Linked DNA regions of Homo sapiens: region 1 is linked to region 2. The links are chromatin loops, found by intact Hi-C in ENCODE. Cell type or tissue: ascending aorta. All regions are shown on one strand. Each heading gives the region's core, and the rest is flanking DNA. Links, peaks and the distances in the headings are about the cores only.

What was found. A loop is a pair of places that touch in the nucleus more often than their neighbours do. Peaks named below come from ENCODE experiments on the same cell type or tissue, not always from the same donor. Only the 100,000 strongest peaks of a DNase experiment are listed, where the experiment ranks them.
Region 1: a loop joins it to region 2, with 4 times the contacts of the local background. A loop is called at or near these places in 3 of 110 quality-filtered maps.

The regions. Positions count from the first base shown.
Region 1 is chr5:101,976,528-101,979,455 of GRCh38, reverse strand. No RefSeq gene overlaps it. Among named protein-coding and RNA genes, the nearest start is that of SLCO4C1, 320 kb to the left of the region's middle. In ascending aorta, for the core only: a CTCF peak has its summit at 1,506 (motif pointing right); no DNase peak of the experiment used is centred there.
Region 2 is chr5:101,681,001-101,683,928 of GRCh38, reverse strand. The region is part of intron 3 of LOC105379102 (a long non-coding RNA gene); the gene reads left to right. Among named protein-coding and RNA genes, the nearest start is that of SLCO4C1, 610 kb to the left of the region's middle. In ascending aorta, for the core only: no CTCF peak of the experiment used is centred there; no DNase peak of the experiment used is centred there.

The DNA of each region.
Region 1 (2,928 bases), core at 242-2,741, 300 kb before region 2:
CAGGGTTCAGGATTCCAAAATATTTATCTCCTATATTAACCTAAGGTCCTCTCAGGATTGTTACATTATATTAATACTATTCATATTTACTGAGTATCTAATATATACCAACAATCTTTAAGGGCTAAAGGTAAAAATGCCAAATAAGATAATTCTTCTTCCCTGAAAAGGTTTACAATTAAGTGGACACAGACAAACACATAAACTCATGATTGCAATGTAACGTGAAAGGGGTAATATAAAGCAGGTATTTACAATTTTGTCCAAGCTTTGGGGTCTCTGGAGAAATTTTAAAAATACCAATATCTAGGCTTAATCCTGACCAACTCAATACAAATCTCTAGTAATTTCCAAAGTTTCTCAGAAGATAGGATTGGGGATCCTTGAGAAACAAAGGCATTCATAATCACTAATGGGAACATGGAAAAAATTATGGACGGCTGGAAGTTTTTTTTTTTTTTTTTGCAAGTGACTCTAAGTCTTGTGGGATGAAAAAGACTTCTCTTGGACAAGGATGGTGAAATGAACATTACAAGGAGAGAAAATATCCTGGAAAATTGACAAAAGCTTATTACTTTATTTGAAATCTTGATGTTTATATAAATCATCTTTGCATACCTCTTTTCTTCCAGCTCTTAGTCTTTCTCCACCTGGCTCCTACATACGTGATATAAAAAAATTATCAAAATATTAAAATTTAATATAAAATCTGAAAATCTTCACCCCAAAGCTTTAGAGAGTTTTAAGATTTAAGAGATTTAAGGGAGTTTTACAATATTGGAATATACATAACTTATATAAGCTTCAAAAACAAGGTATTATTATGCTTGAATGAAATGTGTAAAATGAATAATCTTGGTTAAGTTTTTGTTGTGAGTATATCTTTGGAATACAATAAGTTTTACTTTGAGTATAGTTTTTCATTTATACCTATGTTTGGGTAGCTAATACCCAAAGCAGGCTTAGTATGGTTGGTATTAAGAGAAAAGTATTTATAAAATTGAACCTCCATCTCCCTTGCAAATGCACCAAATTTCTCCAAAATAAGGGGTCTTTCTCTGTCTTTCTTCTTTCTCTCCCTCCCTCCCTGTTTAGCTCTGTAATATAATCAATGCAAATTAATCAAAATGGGTACTTTATTTGAATAGAGCTCTGAGTGTGTCATACACTTATACTTTTATATATTTGACATAATAAACTTGTAATTTTAGATATTATGCACATATTATTCAAGTTTTAAGCAAATCTCATATGATTGGTCTTTTGTGATAAATAGTATTTTCTAAAAGACCCTTCAGTAAATTATAATCACAAATCTTCCAAGTCTTCATTTTGCACATGCACACAAAACAATTTCTGTCTCTGTCACTGAGTCTCTATGTGTGTATTTCAGAACTGGTGGGTTGCATCTTACTAAAACAACAACAAAAACCAACAAACAAAAGTACCACATTTTAGTTTTGTTTGAAATTGAGCCTGAAAGTGTGGATTGTTTGAATTTGAAATATCACCACTAGATGGTGCTCGGTATCCTGTCAGAAATGTGAGGCTTTTTAAAAGAACAAAACCCTTGAAACTGGTGTTACCAAGGCAACCTGCTTAGCTTGGTCTGGTTGCTTTTCCTTGTGCCCATTTTTCTGTCTCTGCCTCCTTTTTATTCTTTTTCCAATTAATTTATTTTTCTGTTAATGCACATGGGTTTATACTGTGGGTTTCTATATGGGTTGCTATTAAAAAAAATTGAGAAAAAAGAATGTGGTGTATATCATTTTGGAGTAACCACTGTGTGCCAGTCACTTCTGAGGGGAATACAGGGGAAGTTTTGGCCATGGTCTGCAGCAGTTTACAAACTGATTCTTAAATCAGTTTTATGTCATAAAAAGAAAAAAAAGCAAAAACATGAAATACCTTGTTCGTACTAAATATGATCTCTTATTAGTAAATATGGCTTGCTCAAGAGAGCATCATTTCATGAATTAGAAGATAATCTAGATGGGCCACTAATTAAATGGGTTACATGAAGCAATTTATTTAATCTCCCCTGTTCTTAGAAATGTTTGAATAAACTAAATGATCTTTAAGGCACCATCCAATTCTAATATAATTTAACTTATTTTTTTTTTTATCTTTTAGAGTTATAGGAATTGCATGAAATGTACTTTAGGCCACAGTAGTCAGAAAAATCTCATTTATTAATAGGAATTAATAATGTATATTTGAGAAGGCAAAGTCTAAAGAAGAGAAATAAGTGAGGAATCTGATATTGTCTAATACTCAGACATGCCCAGACCTGGAGTGTGTTTGTTAAGCTAAGAGGGTTTCAGGTGCTCATGTAGGAAATGTGCTCTGTAAATTTGTATGTTTGTACTCCCTCCAAGTACTTGGGAATGAGGCATGGCCTTAATAGTTATGGTAATAAAATAAAACCATAAAGGTTTAGAGGAACATTTTTTTTAAAAAAAAGCCCAGTAAAATGTTATTATCTTTCAGATCATATAGTTTTTTAAAAATCTCTACATATTCTCATGATACTTTCCAAACTAGATCTTGATTTAAATCTGACTCATCAGTAGACCCTAGAGGAGAAGCTACATAGGATCCAGATTCAAATTCAGCCACATCTTTTTTTAGTTCTCTAGTTGTGCTTTCTTGCAACTCTTGCTGTATCTTCAACAAGTAGTTCTTTATTCTGTTATTTGAAGTCTGTGGGCCTGAGGTAGGGATCATTAAGTTTTCTCTTGGAATATGTTTTCTGTAGAGCCCTAAACTATTATTAAGATTTCCAACACAAGGTGAGTCTAGGACTGGCCTTGTAGTATGATTAGTAAATAAAGATCTGGTCTGCTCTTTCTCCACAAGAAGTTTGGTACTGACCTCTGCTAGTCTCTCATTAGTTCTGTAAAAACAGATTGACTTCATTTAATTTTT
Region 2 (2,928 bases), core at 113-2,612:
AGCGAAAGTCACAGAAGACATAGGCAGAAGCTGTGAAACGTCTTATAATTTAGCCCTACATGTCCTATAAAGTCACTTCTGCCATGTTTTATATGAAAAACAAGTCACGTTTTGGGTAGGCCATATTCAAGGAAAAAGCAATGAGATTTTACCTCTTGATTTCAGGAACATCATTCAGTATGGTGAATAAAGGGATCATTAGTTTTCTTTGTGACATAAGCAATGCTAGTAGCAGCAGGTTGATATGATCAAAGTGTTTGGGTTCCTGAGAGATTACTGGGTAACGAGTTCTCAGATTAGACAGAAGAAAATTAACAACAACAACAACAAACTTCTTAACATTATCTACATAAAACTTTCCATCCTGTTCCCACAAATGGTATAAGTAGAATATGAATAGTCTTGGGTATCATTGATCACATAGTAAGGGACATGCACAGGCAGTCATCAGCACAACCTTGACTCCTTGGGCCTACTTGACAGGAGCTTGGCCTGTGCAATGATGTAATATCCTCAAGACCATCATGACTTTAGTTTGCAGGCAGGAACTAACCTTCCTGCCACTTCTATTTTTCCTTAGTTCCATTGTCTTCCTTCCTTGCTTACTTTTCTTTATTTTTCCTTATATCCTTTCTTTCTACTCTTACTTAACTATTTTATTTTAATTCAGTGTCTGTTATGTACCAAGCCCTATGCTAGGAATGGGTAAAACAATAGTTCAAAGAATCAGACATGTTTCCTGTTTTCGTGAAGTTAACCTCTTAATGGTAAAACAAAAACAAAACAAAACAAACAAACAAAAACCAAAAAAAATTCCTTAAATACAACACTGAATTTTATTTATTTATTTATTTATTTATTTTTGAGAGAGAGTCTCACTATGTCACCCAGGCTGGAGTGCAGTGGCTTGATCTCCGCTGACTGCAAGCTCCACCTCCCGGATTCACTCCATTCTCCTGCCTCAGCCTCCGGAGTAGCTGGGACTACAGGCGCCCACCACCACGCCCTGCTAATTTTTTTTTCATTTTTGTATTTTTAGTAGAGACGGGTTTCATTGTGTTAGCCAGGATGGTCTCGATCTCCTGACCTCGTGATCCTCCTGTGTCAGCCTGCTGAAGTACTGGGATTACAGGCGTGAGCCACTGCGCCCAGCCACAACATTGAGTTTTTTAATAAAATTAGGGTTCGGGCTCAACATGGTGGGCTAGAAATAGCTTGTGTGTTCTGCTCTCACAGAGAGAAAACAAAGTGGTGAGTGAACACTAACTCTGCAAGTGGACCACCTAAGAAAGCACATTGAGACCCATCAAGGGAGTGAGGCAACATGAAGAAAAGAGAAGAGCAAAACCGGGCAGCCACTCACCCAGGACTTTTACGGAACCAGGAGAAGCTCTCTAACATGGAGAAAGAGTGTGAAAGTGAGAGCCCTCAGAAAATTCATACCTCTCACAGGAACCTGTGCAATCCTGGGAAGAGGAGAACACCTCGCCCCAGCCACCCCCGCCCCCCAACCCTGGACCTCTGGACTGATACAGAGAACCACCTGGAGTTGACGGGGAGGTAGCACTCAAGTCCATGGGGATCCCCACAGGCCTTCAATCCCTGAAAAGCCCAGTGACAACTGCATAGTCCCAATAGAAGCCTCAGTCGCAATGCCAGGGAGCAGCCAAATTGCTCTACTCCTCCTTGCCAGGCCACACTTGGTGCTAGCTTTCAGAATGGCAGGCCAGCCTCTGCCTGAATTATGTGGGCAGGCATGGCTAGGGACTGGGGAGGTTTATAAGGTATGTGGTTTTTATAGTTTCCTTGTTGAATGCTCAGAATCACTTGTTTTTCTCTTTTGCAGGGGTTTTAACTTTAATCTAACTCACTAAAGAAGCTAAGAAAAATGAGTTATAATTCCACAATCTGTAATTTCATAAGTTCATGGCAATAAAGAAAAAAGTAATCTCTATGGGCGGAAGTAATTGTTGAAGGATCATAGGAAGACACTGGGGTAAAAGTTAGAAGATTTTAGTTCTTGCCCAGTTCTGCCATTTAATAACATTATGACCTGGGGTCTTAGTTTATTCATCTGTAAAATGAGGTAATTATCACACCAGGTCTTTTCACTAAAACACTGTATAACTCTCCAGCAGTCCATATGGATCTGTTGTTTTACTGGAGGCTTCAAACCCAAGCTACATACTGTGTCTTCGCATTTTACTTACTCTAATATATATATTTATATATATATATATTTTTTTTTAAATGAGGAAGAATATATGTATAGTTTTTGGTAGCCACTGGGCTTTACATCAAGTAACTTGATAGTTTTATACCTAGAGGGTAAAATAAATCAAAGGGATGATCTACTTGGTAACTCTTGACATATTTTATGTTGTCATTTGGATGCATTTTCAGCTACCTATGCCAATACTAAGGTTGTACTCCACATCTGAGTGTATATTTGGGCTTTTAAAATGAAATTGAGTTTTCTGTGCCTTTTGGTATTTTGTACACTAAAAAATTATTGATATGGGGTGGTGGTAGTTAAATGTTGCTTGTAGTAACAGAAATTGTATTTCTGCTGGTGAAAGAGAAAAATGCTTAAAGGTTGTGTAAGGGTGTGCATAGGTATACATGTATATATATATATATGCACATTTGAACAAACTATAATTCCCACTAGCAGAAGTAACACAAACATTAATAACCCTCAGTAATATATTTCAGTAGAATTGATTTGTTTTATGAATATCCAAAAGCTCTGTGTTATACAACCAATCGGATCCTAAACCAAGTCTTCCATAAAGTTGGTACTGTTTTATTTGTTAGCCTAAAGTACCATAGACATCTACCAAAAGTAAGGAAGGGCAGCCTGTTATCATCTTTATTATGCCCCTCACAAAAAAATTGCTATATTTTCTTAGAATCTAGTTAGTTAGA